2 separate regions of the Homo sapiens genome follow, and region 1 is linked to region 2. Evidence: chromatin loops called from intact Hi-C (ENCODE). Cell type or tissue: endothelial cell of umbilical vein. All regions are shown on one strand. Links, peaks and the distances in the headings refer to the core of each region. The heading gives the core; the rest is flanking DNA.

What was found. A loop is a pair of places that touch in the nucleus more often than their neighbours do. Peaks named below come from ENCODE experiments on the same cell type or tissue, not always from the same donor. Only the 100,000 strongest peaks of a DNase experiment are listed, where the experiment ranks them.
Region 1: a loop joins it to region 2, with 7 times the contacts of the local background. A loop is called at or near these places in 91 of 110 quality-filtered maps.

Annotation. Positions count from the first base shown.
Region 1 is chrX:129,619,087-129,627,424 of GRCh38, reverse strand. No RefSeq gene overlaps it. Among named protein-coding and RNA genes, the nearest start is that of APLN, 32 kb to the left of the region's middle. In endothelial cell of umbilical vein, for the core only: no CTCF peak of the experiment used is centred there; a DNase peak (open chromatin) is centred at 4,404; H3K27ac peaks cover 2,302 bases.
Region 2 is chrX:129,718,804-129,727,141 of GRCh38, reverse strand. The region is part of intron 1 of LOC124905214 (a long non-coding RNA gene); the gene reads right to left. Among named protein-coding and RNA genes, the nearest start is that of XPNPEP2, 16 kb to the left of the region's middle. RefSeq lists an enhancer at 8,289-8,338. In endothelial cell of umbilical vein, for the core only: a CTCF peak has its summit at 576 (motif pointing right); DNase peaks (open chromatin) are centred at 591 and 6,761; H3K27ac peaks cover 4,366 bases.

The sequences.
Region 1 (8,338 bases), core at 311-8,310, 100 kb after region 2:
GAGCTGGGCGTGGTGGCTCACGCCTGTAATCCCAGCACTTTGGGAGGCCGAGGTGGGCAGATCACGAGGTCAAGAGATCGAGACCATCCTGGCCAACATGGTGAAACCCCACCTCTAAGAAAATTACAAAAATTAGCTGGGTGTGGTGGCGCACCCCTGTAGTCCCAGCTACTCGGGAGGCTGAGGCTGGAGAATCACTTACCCAGGAGGCGGAGATTGCAGTGAGCTGAGATTGTGGTACTGCACTCCAGTCTGGCAACAGAGCGAGACTCTGTCTCAAAACAAAACAAACAAACAAACAATAACAACAACAAAATAGGAAAGTTATAGGCATCTCCCTTGAGCTCCAGACTCATGTACTAAACTGCCTATCCATCATCTCCCTTTGGATGTCCAATAGGCTTCTCAAACATAATGTGACCAGCACTGATTGCCTGATCCTCTCCTCCTGCATACCTGGTCCCTTTGAAGTAAATGGCAGTACATGACAATTCCCATGTGGCTGAGGCAGAAACCTTTTTTTAGAAAACATTAGATTCAGGGGATATATGTGCAGATTTGTTACATGGATATATTGTGTGATGCTGAAGTTTGGGCTTCTATTGATTCCATCACCCAAACGGTGAACATAGCACCTGGTAGGTAGTTTTTCAACCCTTGCCCTCCTCCTTCCCTCCCACCTTTTGGAGTCCCCAGTGTCTATTGCTCCCATCCTTATATCTGTGTTTACCCAATATTTAGCTGCTGTTTATAAGTGAGAACATGTGGTATTCGGTTTTCTGTTTGTGTTAATTCACTCAGGATAATGGCCTCTAGCTGCATCCATGTTGCTGCAAAGGACACAATTTCATTTATTTTATGGCTACATAGTACTCTATGGTGTACATATACCACATTTTCTTTGTCCAGTCACACTGATGGGCACCAAGGCTGATGTGATTCCATGTCTTTGCTGTTGTGAACAGTGCTGCGATGAACATGCGAGTGCATGTGTCTTTTTGGTAGAACGATTTATTTTCTTTTGGATACATACCCAGTAATGGGATTGCTGGGTCAAGTTGTAATTCTATTTTCAGTTATTTGAGAAATCTCCAAACTTCTTTCTACAGGAGCTGAGCTAATTTACAATCCCACCAACAGTGTATGAGTGTTTTTTTTCTCTCTGCAACCTCGCCAACATCTGTTATTTTTGACTTTTTAATAGGAACCAGTCTGACTGGTGTGAGATGGTATCTCATTGTGGTTTTGATTTGCATTTCTCTGATTAGCGATGTTGAGCATTTTTTCATATGTTTGTTGGCCACTCATATGTCTTCTTTTGAGAAGTGTCTGTTTATGTCCTTTGTCTAGTTTTTAATGGGGTTGTTTGTTTTTTTCCTTGTTGATGAGTTTAAGTTCCTAATAGATTCCAGATATTAATTAGTCCTTTGTTGTTTGCATAGTTTGCCTCTATTTTCTCCCATTCTGTGGGTTGTCTGTTTACTCTGTTGATGGCTTCTTTTGATGTGTAGAAGCTGTTTAGTTTAATCAGGTCCTACTTGTCAATTTTTGGTTTTGTTGCATTTGCTTTTGAGGACTTAGTTATAAATTATTTACCTTGGCCAATGGCCAGAAGAGTATTTCTTAAGTTTGATTCTAGGATTTTTATAGTTTATGGTCTTACATTTAAGTCTTTATTCCACCTTGTGTTAATTTTTGTATGCGGTAACAGGTAGAGGTTGAATTTCATTCTTCTGCATATGGTTAGCCAGTTTTCCCAGCAGCATTTATTGAGTAGGGTGTCCTATTGGGTATTCCCCATTGTTTATTTTTGTCCACTTTGCTGAAGATCAGTTGGTTGTAGGTGTACAGTTTTATTTCAGGGGTCTCTATTCTGTTCCATTGGTCTATGTGTCTGTATTTATTTTTGTACCAGCACCATGCTCTTTTGGTTACTGTGCCCTTGTAGTATAATTTGATGTCAGGTAATGTGACGCCTCTGGCTTTGTTCTTTTTGCCCAGGATTGCTTTGGTTATTCTGGCCGTTTTTTGATTCCATATTGATACGGTTTGGCTGTGTTCCCACCCAAATCTCATCTTCAATTTTAGTTCCCATAATCCCCACATGTCATGGGAGGGACCTGGTGGGAGGTAATTTAATCATGGGGGCGGGTTTTTCCCATGCTGTTCTCATGATAGTAAGTTTTATAATATCTGATGGTTTTATAACGGTGAGTTTCCCTACACACGCTCTCTCTTGCCTGCCACCATGTGAAACATTCCTTTGCTCCTCCTTCACCTTCGACCATGACTGTGAGGCCTCCCCAGTCATGTGGAACTGTAAGTCCATTAAACCTCTTTTTCTTTATAAATTACCCAGTTTTGGGTATGTCTTCATTAGCAGAGTGAGAACAGGCTAATACACATATGAATTTTAAGATTATTTTTTCTAATTATTTGAAAAATGATGTTGGCATTTTGATAGGAATTGCATTGAATTTGTAGATTGCTTTGGGCAGTATGGTCGTTTTCACAATATTGGTTCTTTCAATCCATCAGCATGGAATGTTTTTTTCATTTGTTTGTGTCTTCTCTGATTTCATTGAGCAGTGTTTTGTAGTTCTCCTTGTAGACACCTTTCACCTCTTTGGTTAGCTGTGTTCCTAGGTATTTTATTCTTTTTTTGGCTATTATAAATGGGGTTGTGTTCTCCATTTGGTTCTCAGCTTGAATGTTATTGACATATAGAAATGTTACTGATTTTTGTACATTGGTTTGTATCCTAAAACTTTACTGAGGTTGTTTATCAGATCTAGCAGTCTTTAGGTGAAATCTTTAGAATTTTCTAGGTGTAGAGTCATATTGTCAATGAATAGAGATAATTCGATGTTCTTTTTTTGTTTTGAGACAGAGTCTCACTCTGTCAGCCAGGCTGGAGTGCAGTGGCGTGATCTCAGCTCACTGCAAGCTCCGCCTCCTGGGTTCCCGCCATTCTCCTGCCTCAGCCTCCAGAGTAGCTGGGACTACAGGTGCCCACCACCACGACTGGCTAATTTTTTTGTATTTTTTAGTGGAGACGGGGTTTCATCGTGTTAGCCAGGATGGTCTCTATCTCCTGACCTCGTGATCCACCCACCTTGGCCTCCCAAAGTGCTGGGATTACAAGCGTGAGCCATTGCGCCTGGCCCGATGTCCTCTTTTTTATTTGGATGACTTTTATGCCTTTCTCTTGTCAGGCAGAAACATTTTGAGTCATCTTTGATTGTTCTCTTTACATCCCGCCTCCATCTAATCCATTGACAAATCCATCTACCTTCAGAATATATCTATATTCTGCTCACGTATCACCACATCCACCATTACCACCACGGCCTAAGACACCATCACCTTTCACATGGATTATTGCCAGAGATCAAGAAATTATTGCAACCAATCTCCCTGTTTCCACCCTTGTCCCCCTACAGTCTATTCTCAACACAACATCTGGAATAATCACTTACAATCTAAGTCAGATCATATCAGACCTGTGCTCAGAACCCTCTGGTAACTCCCTCCCATCTCTCTTATTACAAAGGCAAATGAGGCCCCACAGGATCTGGTCTCCATCACTTCCCCAGCCTCACCTCCTACTCCTCCTCCTTCGAGCCCTCCACCCCACACTGGCCTCCTTGTTATTCTTTATTCACACTAGGCACATTCCTACCTCAGGGCCTTTGCATTTGTTTCTCCCTTGGCCCTGAATGTCCTTCTTTTGAATATCAGCATTGTTTACTCCTTCACATCCTTTAGTATTTGCTTTAAACATCACCTTCTCCAGTAAAACCTTCCCTACCCACCATATTTTAAATAGTAGATGGGGACTGGGGTCAGCTTCTACCCAGGAAGTTTTGCCTGTCAGTCAGGGGAGGCTTCCTGGAAGAATGTCAGTCCTGTACCCACAGCAAAAGTAGCTTCTGGCCCTGACACACCTGATGGCTCCCCTGGAAAGATGGGTTGGGTGGGAGTGTGCATGTGAGAGCATGTACAGAACTGTGTGGAATGGGTAGAATTTGGAATGGAGGAGTATGGCTGTGTTTATGTAACTCTGCGGGTAGCTGTGTGCAATACTCAGGAGGGAGAGGGGGAAATACTTGGCTGGGGCCTTCAAGGTGAGTTCAAGACACAGAGGCCTAGGTACCCCCTCAGATTTCATCTTTGACCTGAGGTAAGTGTACTTGTAGTGCTAGCCTAGCCAGATTCTCCCACGCACCACAGCATCCCTTGAGGGGCCAGGAGGGCCGGGTGACTATTAGGTCAAGCATCTGAAGAGGTGAAGACGAAGCTTCAGGCATTTCCCCTCATGAGCCAAAGGAATGCCGGAGAAGCCCCAGAAGCCCCGAGAACAATGGGGAGTTGACAGCCCCTCTGAGGACTTGTGACGTGGGCCCTGAGGGGGGGCGCACAGCTGCCTGCCAGAACCTGGGGCAGGGGAGAGGGGTTGGCAAGGTTACAGAGGAGCCCCTGGAATCCTTGAAGGAGGAAGCCGGAAGCAGCTGGGGATGACACTGACAGGCATTTCCCGCCTCAGGATGCCCTCCTGCTTTCTTCACTGCCGCTGCAGCTGCAAAAGCAAAGCTGCAGCTTCTCTATGGCCTCAAAAGGCAGGTCTTGAGGTTGGGAGCTGTAGGGCCCCAGTCAGACCCCCTACTCCTTGCTTCCTTCCCTCTCTCTGAGGAAGGCAGGCAGCCCCCACCCGATTCACCCTGCCTAAAAGGCAGGGTACCTTTTAGGCCTAGGGAAAGCAGGGGGAGATTAAGGCCATTGTCTTTTTTTCTGTTTTTGTTTTTACAGACAGGGTCTCTCTCTGTCACCCAGAATGGAATGCAGTAGTGCGATCATGGCTCACTGCAGCCTCGACCTCCTGGTTCAAGCAATCCTCCTGCCTCAGCCTCCTGAGTAGCTGGGACTACAGGCCGGTGTCACCACACCCGGCTGATTTATTTTTTGTAGAGATGGGGGTCTTTCTATGTTGCCCAGGCTGGTCTTGAACTCCTGGTCTCAAGTAATCTTCCTGACTCAACCTTCCAAATTGGTGAGATTATAGATGTGAACTACTGTGCCAGCCAAAGACAACTGTCTGTAGCTCTTTCCCTGCCTGAACCCAGGCTTATGCTTCCTTTGCCAAAAGTAGGGCTGGTCCTGAGGGCATCTGGGCCTGGAAGGTGTACTTACCCTCTTGCTGTTTCACTGGGCCCACACCAGGGCGGGCTAACTGGGCATTGCTTAGCCTCCAAGTCTTCTATAGGTGCTTCAGCGAATAGCACCAGGCCCCAGGCAAATTGAGGCCTCTCTGTCTGGAGAATCTGTCTCACCTTAGTCCCCTGTTACATGTTTCCTCCATATTTTTTGCAGTGCAGCGCCCTCTAAGCATGCTCCCATTGACATAGGTTGTGATAATAACCTGTCCTCCAAATTTGTAGTAATCATGGCCACTCCCTTAGTGAACCTTCACGTCGCTCAAGATTTTAGCACAGGGAAGACAGGCTAAGGTTCCCAGCATAGAAGCAATAGCATCCTCTGCCCCCTTTGTTCTCCCATTTAAGAATATGGGTCAGAGGGAAAGTGACTTTATTCTAGGGATAACGCCTCCCTTATTTGTAATAAGAATAATCTTGAATCTAACCTCTTTTATGATGCAAAGTCACTTCTTTGCAAACTTTGATACTTTTTATTAGTAACACACCTTACAATTGATCTACCTCAACTCTGTTGTTAACAGAGATGGCCCCATCCAGAGCCTACTCTGGAATTCGATGGTATAAGAGGGTTTCCAACAAGTGGTTTTCCTGCAATTGCCCCAGCCGAGGTGGGGTGGTGGGGACTATGGGTCCCCACCAGATGGCAGGCAGCAAGGCCACCTCCTGGGCTGTGCACACAGCAGCAACAGCAGTAGTAATCAATGATAAGAACACACGTCAGGAAATATAGACACATGGAGGCCTTCAACATGAGAGAGGGAAAGGTGCTTACAGATCACATGGACCTTGCTGTCCAGAACCGTCACCATGAGCCACATGTGGCTATGGAGCACTTGAAACGTGGCTACCACAAAACAGAATGTTCTCCAAGGGTAAAACACACAATGGAATCTGAAGACTTTCTATGAAAAAAAAAAAAGAATGTAAAAGATCTCACTAATATTTTATATTGATTACATGTTAAAATGATAATATTTTGGATATACCAAATTAAATTAAAAATATACTATTAAATATACATAATTACAAAGGGACACGAGGAATCTTCCGGGAATGTTGCATGTGGTTCACCCTCTTGATTGTGGTGATGGTTTCAGGGAGGTCTACATATATCGAAACGTGTCAAATTGTACACTTTAGATATGAACACCTTATTATATGTAAATTGTATCTCAATAACACTGTTTAAAAATTCCTCAGTGGCTTCCCCGTGGCTACTCTAAAGGATAAAAATAACTAAGTTCTTCAGTTTATTTTTTTCAATGTGGCTACTAGAAAATTTAAAATTACATATTGCATTATTATCTATTGGACAGGGCTGGTCTAGTGATTCCAGTCCATTTTACAGATCATGAAACTAAGGTCCAGAGACAGGAAGGGCCTTGCTCATATATTGCTTAAGGGCTGGCACCAGAATGCACAGGGCAAGACTACCTATGTTGGTAAAAAATACTTAGATAAGCTCTGAAGAGTAGAAAGTGATACCCATCCCTGATTTAATACCCTTTATAGGTGCCAAGGCCTCAGGGGGCAGGGGAAGAATTTGGAGCAACTTCGGAAACCCTGGAGGGAAAGAGAGGAGCAGGGAGAAAAGGGGACAGAGGAGCCAGAGAGGTGTGGGAAGGCTGTCCACTGTGTGAGGTGACCACATCCACCTCCCAGGATTTCATCCCACCAAAGATCTTTAGTAGATTCCACTACTCACATTTTCTTGGTGGGAACTGAGAAAGGGTCTAGGTCTGGTGCTTTGGTCAACAGTGTGAAAGCAGAGACCAAGCTCAGAGCTGCAGAACGTGGGTGGTAAGAAGGCCATGAGGATATAACTCTTCCCTCTTCTTCCACTCTAAGGGAAGGTGGCTTAGAGTGGGAAAAGGAAGGTGACTTCAAGCTCAGTCTTTAAGCACTGGAGGACAATGGGTCTCACAGCACTTTAAGGGGTGCAGTAGCAACACTCACCCCAGGCCTGGATCAAGAAAAAGTAGCCATGCCCCTCTGACCAGACCCAGCCCAGACAATGCTGCCCATTTCCCAGAGGGCCTTGCTGAGCTTCACTGGCCAAACACTAAGCTCTAAGGCAACTGTTCATTCAAGGATTTCAATATTAATTCCTAATGCTTGGCAGAGTGCTTACTATGTACCAGATACTCTTCTAAGTGCCTTGCAAATAGTAACTCACTTAGAAATTCAAAAATATCTTGGGCTGGGGTCTTGACTTGCACTGTTCATGGCACAGGGGTAGAAGGGGGCTCAAAGCAATGTCATTTAGATCTCAAGGGGCATAGAGGGCCCTGATGACTCAGAGATCCACTCGCATGATCAAAATCGTAAAAGTTAAGAAAAATATAACCAGAATGACTATAGCTTTATTTCCCATCTCCCAACCCTTGATTCAACCAAAAAGAATTAAGGAAGCTTCTACTACAGGCAAAGCCAACATCTACCTCCATGCTATGTGCTATGATGTATACAAAAAAGTCATGGTCACTTGCAGCACACAGAGAAGTCATTTCAGCAAGAAGTAGCACCAGCAAAGAACAGAAATCAGATAATAGAGTAGTTAAAGGTATGTGGGGGTGCTGAGTCCTGCCTCAATGGATGATGGATCTGACTCAAGGCAGTGCTGGCTATGTCTAGAATCTTTGGCCAGGAAGGAAAGAAGGGAAAGCAAGCGGGCAGCATCTGGAGGCCCAAGTTCAGCAGCAACTGGGTAAGTCATATGAGAAGGGGACCAGCGGGTTGCATTTTGAGGGAAGGGAATGTGTAGGCTTTGGCTCTTAGTTCAAGATTGATCTGGCTCTACTGTAGAGCCAGAATCCTGGGATTCAGGTGGGCATAAAGCAGCCCAGATCTGGTCCAGGATGCCTCATGGTTACCATCAGGGGACAACATTGCTGCTTGGCATATCCCTTCACTGTGTTCCCTGTTGACTTTGCCCCAAGCCTTGCCAGTGCTCACCAGGAAGGCCTGATAAGGGAGGAGTGACAGATCTATATGAGCCAGTACCAACTGTGACACACATAACTCGCTGGCGAAGAGTCAAGTCCCTCACTTTCTGGTGGGGAGGCCAGCCAGGCTTAACAAGCAGCTGTGCTCTCCTCCTGGGTCGTGTTATCACCCTTTCA
Region 2 (8,338 bases), core at 22-8,021:
TCACTCTCTTCCCCTCCAAGCTACCCTCCACACTATGGCCAGTGGTTAAGAACACCAGCTTTGGGGCTAGGTAGATCTGTTTTTGTGCCCCATCTCTGCCATTCATTGGCTCTGTGACCTTGCGTAAGACATTCACTTTTCTGAGTCTCAGATTCTTCATCTTTAAAATGGAAGTAATAATAATAATTTTACCTACTGGGAAGGTTGATGCCAGGATTCAATAAGAATGCATCCTCAGCATTTTGCACAGTGCCTGGCACACAGCAAATGCGTAATAAATGATTGCAGAATGTTTGAGAAGGGGGCTTAGATGAGAGTATGGATGGCTCTAGCAGCTTCCTTTCTTTGCTGAAAATAACAGTTCTGAACTCATGGACTACACCAGATGTGGCTTGGCTGTCGAGTCTGAATAGGAAAGACTGTGCATTTGTCCAGATTAAGGGAGAGCACAGATATTGCAGAGGGCATCTGAGTTGTATTCCTGAGGTCACAGTGGCAGCTAGGGCCTGGAAAAACTGACAGGTCCTTGGAAGCTGACATAACTGGCCCAACTGGAGCCAGCACATCTGGAACTAGACAGCAGAGGGCAGCAGAGGTTGGTGCGATTGCAGTTCCCTGGGTTGGAGTTGGGGTTGGGGAGGAGAAACCTAAAGGAAAAACTTGGGATCCAAATGGGGGTTTGGCTAGAGGAGCTGTCCAGAGGATAGCAGTGCTCTTGAGCATCCTTTCCCTTAGGGCCTGGGATGAAGATGATTAAGGAAGTAAGGCTGCTTGGGAGGAAAAGAGGAGGCTAAGATTTAGAAGTGGGAGCTGAGTGAGTGAGTTGGAACTTTTACAAAGTATACTAAGAAAAGTGAATCTATCCTAGTCTTGTCTATTTGGGCCTTTGCTCATTTCTAGGAATCCCAATGGTCCTTCTATGGGCAGAGTTATCAACTGGGGACCCCAGAGGGTGGAGATGCTTTTATGTGTGATAGATGATGAGTTTGTAGTACAGGTAGGGGCCACATCCCTAAGGTATGAATAAAAGAAGCTTCAGGCTCATGAGGAAACCAAGGCCCAGAGAGGGGAAGTGACTTGCCTAAGGTCATATAGTTAGGATTAAGAGTGAAAGCCAATATTTACTGAAACGTTCTAGGTATTGCTGAACACATTCCATGCATTACCTCACTTAATCCTCACAATAACCTCATGAACCAGGATCAGGTGTTGTATCATCACATTTTACAGAAGAAGAAACTGAAGCACAGAAAGGCTAAGCCACTTGCCCAAGGCCAAACAGCCAGTCAGTGTTGCACCAGGATGCAAATCCAGGCAGCACAATTCCACGGCCTGTGAATGTAACCACCACATTCTGCTACTTGCCTAGGTCAAAGGTTAGGTTTCTGTACTCCCAAATCAAGGCTCTTACCAGTATAGACAATTACTCTATATTGTCTTGGATGGAACCCAGTTTCAGTACGTCAAGTCCTGGTCTCAAATTAAGTACACTAGAAAGGCAGTTTGCTACTTTAAATGGAAGCTCAGTTAATCCTTTTGTGAGGTAAATACTGCCATTTTTCTTCTCCTATCTATAATTTACCTGCATTGTGATGTTTCTACACTGTGCGAACTGTCCAGGGGACATATGGTTGGCATGCTTCCTATAGAGCGTCACTGCTGATACAGGTTCTGCTTTAAAGGGCTTCTTTCCCAGTCAGCTCTAGATTTCTCCTGAGTTGCATTCCTATACCACATTGTTACTGTAGTCCAGGGATGGTGAAAGAAAGTCAGTTAAAGTAATGTTTTCTTTAAAAAAATTCTCTATTTTGTTTTCCTTGTACTATTGCTTGTTATTGAGCAAGCAACCATTCTTATTCAGTGTCTGTCTGCATAGAGGCATTCATTCATTTATTCATTCATTCATAAAACACTTGCTGGGCGCCTGCTATGTGCCAAGCACTTTGCTAGGTCCTAGGGGTACAGTGATGAACCAGGAGAGCATGGTCCCTGTCCTCATGGAATTTTGAGTCTAGAAAGAAAGTCAAATCATCCCTCTCAGGTGCCTCTAACTGAAATTGGGAACCGCCCATCTTCTCCGTCACCGTTGCCTTAGCTTGAGCTCTTATCATGTCCCTTCCTTGGATCACTGCAGCTGGTCTGCCAGTCCCTGTTTCTCCCAACCCCCACCACAGCCTGCACACAGCAGAGAGCAGCAGACAGACTCCACCTTTGAAAACATCCCTTCAAACATGTCACATCCTTCCCCTGCTCAACCTGCTCAAAATCCTTCAATGACTCCCCATTTCCTGTCAAATGACATCCACATTCCTTCACCATCTGGCCCGATTCAAGCAAGTTCATGAGCCCATCCTGCCCTATCCTCTTCTCTATAACCTCATTTCCTACCTGGCCATCTGCTTTAGTAGGTTTTCTTACTGTCCTCATACACTTCCAGCTCATTCTTCACCTTTAGTTCCATCTCCTCATATCCTACCTATCCTACAGAAGCTCTGACTGGGGTACCACCTTCTGTAGGAAGCCTCCCCAAGGACTCCCTCCTTCCTCTGCTCTCCCTTCTCTGTGATCCTGGGCCCAAGGCCTGAGCTGGTGCGAAGATTAAATGACATGCCATTATGGGCAAATTCTTTGTATTGCATCATGGGAGACTTCATATCCATTCTCATAGCTACCATTTATTAAGCACATGTTCTCTGCTAGCCAGTGGAGCTCAATGGCTTAAAGAAACCATTTCGTTGAGTCCTCATAACAGCTTGTGAAATAGACAATATTGATTAGGTCCATCATTCAGATGAGGAAATTGGCTCAGGGAAGTTGTGTATCTAGCCCAAGATCACACTTATAGATAGGTCCATCTGGGGATCCTGTGCTCCTTCCGAAGGTGGTCCATTGGACTGAGCTGGTTTGAATCCCAACTGTGCCTCTTTTTAGAAACCTGTAGTGCAACTTTATATGACCTTTCAGGTCTTTAACTCTTGATTTAAAACTTTCTATTAATATTTTCCCTGGTCCTAATTCTCTGCTTTTATTTTGTCATTATTTTTTCATTGTCATTAACCACCTCAAAGTCTTTGGGAAACAAGGTGGGGTAATTAAATTAAATGCATGAAAATAAAATTGTTTCCTTGGCTCCACTTATAGTGCCCAAGAAAGAATTGGGAACCGGTGCTAGGCGAGCATCGTCTAACCTTGTGCTCTGCAAGGCCTTGAGGAAAAGGCAATCCAAATTAGAAGCCAAAGGTCAGTTCTTTCTGCGAAATAAGAGTCCATGCCAGGTTCCCTATCAACATGCCTGACTGTGGCATGGACTCTATTTCCTTCCATAGTTTTATTTTTATTTTTAAGGAGCCATCAGGTGGTAATGGATGATTCATGCTTTACTTACTCTTCTTGTTTATTTCCCTTCCTCGACCTTCAGATTTTTTTCCCCTTAATGTTTGTTCCGGGTTTTGACAAAGCACCGAGGTACTTGACTTACATTGGTAACTTTTTTTTCTAATGTCTTCTTAGGAAAAAAAAATGAAAGGAAGTGACAGTATTCCAAAACCATCTTTTATTTTATCAGTGGATGGATTGCACCTGCTGCTCTCCAATTGTTTCCTTTTACAGTAAAACCTCATTAGAAGACACTCCATGAGTACCAAATGGGGATAGCTTGGGCCCTGTCTGTCTTGACTTTGTCCACTCTCAACAAAGTCATAAATGAATTGAATAAATGGACTCTGTGCACTGAGTTTCTATACTTCAAGGCAGCAAACTTTATCATTTCCTTGGTAGGACCATTTGCATACAAATGATTGATGCTGAGGATTCTTTTCATTTCATTAAGGCAAGTCTCCTAAGACCTCGATTAGGCTACAACTTGTTAGCTTACTTGGAGCTACTGTGAATTATTCAAAACAATAAAGCTTCATTACTTTACAAGTAACCTACAATACAGATGGTTCACTAATTTGAAAGGCTACCTCCAATTAGTTTGAATAAGTGAGGTTGGACTGCATTCAACAGCAATTTATTGATTTCTTTCATCATACAAATCACTCTCCCTAGGCAAGAATTCTTTTTAATAACCCCAGTACTCCGTGAAGACTGGAACAGTGGCATCTCCCTCAGAGACAAAGATGTGGTGCCCACTCACCTGTCTGAGTTGGAATCTTACTAGTAGAGGTCACTTGCACTGATACACCCACACGCTTAAAATCTTGTTCTTAGTGGCTAAAATTCAGGGTCAATATATGGCTGGGACAGAGAATTGGTTCTGTGTGATGCTGGCCAAGTTGCTTTACCTCTCCAGGTTGGAGTTTCTTCACTCTGCAATTATATACTCAGTCTGTGAATGAGACTAAGGGCAGCCCATTACCAAGGTTTAGGCTCATTCTCTGAACAGGTTTAGGGAACATTCTAGGCTGGGGTTAGTGCTCAGTCAGTGGCCAGGGTTAGAGCTTGCTTTGTGGATGAAGAGCTAAGTGAAGGGGACTTTATTTTCTAATCCTAACTGCCTGCTTATAGGTAGCGCTATGCTCTACCCCACTGAGCTGAGGACATAAGACACCAGTAGCAACGAGGCAAGACTGGAATTATAGGACAGGGACACTTAGGAACATAGGGAAAGATACTGGAAAATTTATATTCCCTGTCTAGTACCTCAACATTTTCTGTAAAGACGGCAAGAGGGAGAGGCTCACTCGCAGTCACTGACGTTGCAAGGAATCATCAGATTCCAAATAATTATTTGCAATTGGTGCATTTCCTTGCTGTGAATTTCTTTCTCAGGGACTCTGGCCATGGGGTGCTGGTGGGATCTGTTCCAGTCAAGTTATCTATTCTCTATGTCTCCTATGGGTGTGGACGAAAGGAGATGGGCTGGGCCACCTTGGCCATGTTTGAGTTAACAAATGACAATAGAATTCCTGCTTAGAATGCTAGGGAAATAGGTTTCTTTGACCTCCTGGGAGGAATTGTAATCACCAAGTTTTCAAAAGGCTAGGGAATCTTAACTGAAGGCTGCTTTTCATTTGAGACAGGAAGAGACAGACACGGAGGGTGAGACTGATAAGTGAAAGGGCGTGAAGCACCATTTCCCCCTTCAGGATGCTGGGGCTGGGCTGGAGAAGATGCAACCGGAGGTGGTGGTGGTGATGGCGGAATCCACTGTGCCTGACCTACATGCTCACAACCACCCTATGGGCTCATTACCATATTACTCCCACTTTACAGATTAGGAAACTGGGGTACAGAAAGAAACAGAGGTCACCCTGCTAGTGAGTGCAGTGCTGTAATTTGAACTCCAGAACCTCTGAGAATTATGGTTATTGGAAATACCAAGTCAATTTGGAATAGCAGGAAGACAAGGAGAAGAGATGGAGGGGGTTATGGTATCATGGTACCTCAAGTGCCCAGAGGTGGCCTCAGTGCCAAGAGGTAGCACAGTGCAGTGGTTAAGAGCATACACTAGGAACCCCACAGTCTAAGCTGACAGACTTGGTTCAAATCCCAGATCTCCCACTTTCTGGCTGTGTGACCTCAGGCAAGTTACTTGACCTCTCTGTGCCTCGGCTTCCTCATCTGCGAAATAGAGACAGGGATAATAATAGTACCTACTTCATGGGATTGTTATGAGGCTTGAATGAATCAATGAGGGAGAGTGTTTAGACAACACCTGACACCTAGCAAAAGCTACCTGGCTGTTTAACATCTAGTGTAGTAATGAATTGCCCACATGCTGGGTCTGTGGTTGGCTGGGGGATCTTTGAGCCTCAGCTTCTCCCTACAACCTACTTTAGAGTTGATGTGAGACATAAATGAGGCAAGGTACATGGAGAAGAGCACACAATGAGCTGTTTAGCATTACTATATCAGCCCTTTATAACCCAAAGGTAGAGTCCACATTGGTGTAGCATCTGTGAGTTCAAATGTTGCATTAAACGAGTGGGTCAGTGGCAAGGTATGAAGATAACCTTTTCTGATCTGCAAGGAATTCTGTTTTCTTTCAAAAATTTTTAAGAGACAGGGTCTTGCTCTGTTGTCCAGCCTGGAGTGTTGGGCTCAAGCCATCCTCTCACCTCAGCCTGCCGAGTAGATGAGACTACAGGCACACGCCACCACACCTGGCCGGTTTAAAATTTTTTTTGTAATAATGGGGTCTTGCTATGTTGCTCAGGCTGGTCTTGAACTCCTGGTCTCAAGTGATCCTCCCACTTCAACTTCCCAAAGTGCTGGGATTATAGATGTGAGCCACCGCGCCGGGCTGGAATTCTGTGTTCAATCTAAGTGACTTTAGAACCTGCTGACACACAGTGAAGAGGGAAAGGGCCATGGCCTCAGATACCATTGGGCCCAGATCCACAGCCTCAAGAATCCACACCCTTGGTAGAGCCAATGGGTGAGAACTCAGTCTCCAGAGCCAGACCTGTCTAGGTTCAAATCCCAGCTCTATCACATATTGTGCGACCTTGGGCAAGTCACTTGGCCTCTCTCAGTCTCTGTTCCCTCATCTGGAAAATGGGGGTAATATTTGTGCCTTCCTCATAGTGGGTGTTGTAAGGATTAGCTCCATGGACACATGTGGAGAGCTAAGAGCAGCGCCAGGCACGTAGTATAATATTTGTTGATTTATTTCCAGAGAAACCAGGGATATGAGTGAGAAATGAAGGAAGGCTGTGGCGCCCCTCTCCACCCTCTCCCTTTCCCCACCGGCTGGAAGATGCTCCTGTCCAAATGGGAAATTGAGGCCAAAATAGCACAATAAAGGAAAGGAAGCGCTCCAGGAGCAGATGGGCTCCCACTCACCGTCCTGAGGAATGTGCTGACTATTCAGGAACAGGCCTTTGGCAGTCACTTAACACAATCACGAAGCAAAGGGAAATGATCAAGTCTGTCACCAGGGTCAGTGCCAATTTGTTTAAGAACGTGGTGAGGCTGAAAAGGAGGATGTGGGGAATGGGAGGCCCCGAACATTCCTGGAGCCAGTTTGCAAAACCTCCCGGGCAGCAATCCCAGGTGCGTGTGGCTGGAGACCTGCCCTCCCCATGTACCCTCCAAAGTTCCCCAGTTAGCAGCCTTGGCCATGATGGGGGTGCTGGTGGCTCACGTGGGCTGGGTCAAGTTGGGGGTCCCATGCTTCCTTTATTCTATTCTGCAAACTTGTACTGAGTGTCCACTCTGTACCAGACACTGGGCTAGGAGCCGTGGGGTATGTGGGGGAGAATGATACAGGTAAGGTCCTTGCCCTGGAAGAACTCCTAGAGGATCGAAGCTATGTCCCCTTCACATGGGGAAAACATCTAAGAAATGCTGAGGGGTCAGGGACTGAACAACTACCCCTTCCCAGGGGGTTTACCTGGAAAAAAAGAGAATATCTGGAAAGGATAATGTTTAACATGGAGTAACTTCTAATGATGGAATTAGTGGGGGTGTTATTTCCTGGTGGGTGGAGGGGCCATGGCAGACTGTAAACTTATTAAAAGTAAAGCTTCTGCTTCTGTGAATCCCTTGACCAGTGGCTAACATGATTGTACACCTAAACAGACTTCTAGGCAGAGCATTTAGAACGGACCCTACCAGCTTTGACCGAGTGCCTGCTATGTGCCAGGGACAATACCAGGTGTTCTCCTATGCTTTAATATCACAGAAAATCTATCTGAAGTGGATTAATGTAAATATTGAATGACTGGACATGAATCACAGGAAGGCCCTTGGGTAGAATGTAACCTAGTAGTTCTCAAATTGTGGTCCCTGGACCAGCAACATCAGCATCACCTGGGTGCTTGTTAGAAATGCAAATTCTCAGTTCCATCCCATATACACAGTCAGAAACTTTAGGGGTGGGCCCAGCAATCTATTCTTACAAACCCTCCAGGTGATGCTGGTGCACACTCAAGTTGGAAGCCCACAGCTCTAACCCAGTGGTCTTTAAAAGGGGCTCTGGGCTACCATGGAGGTTCTAGGGGAACCTCTGGGGAGGGGAATGGGTTGAGAGCAGCTCTATTTTCATCTGCCACCTTACACGTTGAGTTGCCCTGTTAGATTTTGTTTAAAGAAAGTGTTCCAAACTGCAAAAGTTTGAAAACCATGATTCTGGTAGAACCAACTGCCTTCCCCACTTGACGCATCCTGCCTCATCATTTCTGCAGATGGAGAACACTGTAGCCCAGGGAGAGGATGGCTCTGGCAGGCGGGAATGGGACTAGCACTCCGGCCTCCTAACTTCCAGCCCAGGGCTCTTCGTGGCATCTCAGGCTGCCCCTTCATGAGAGAGGAAACAGGAAGGCAAGCCTTTAAGCTCTCATTGAGTAAGATCCTGGGGCTGTCTGCTTCTCTTTCTAGTTATGCCGGGAAA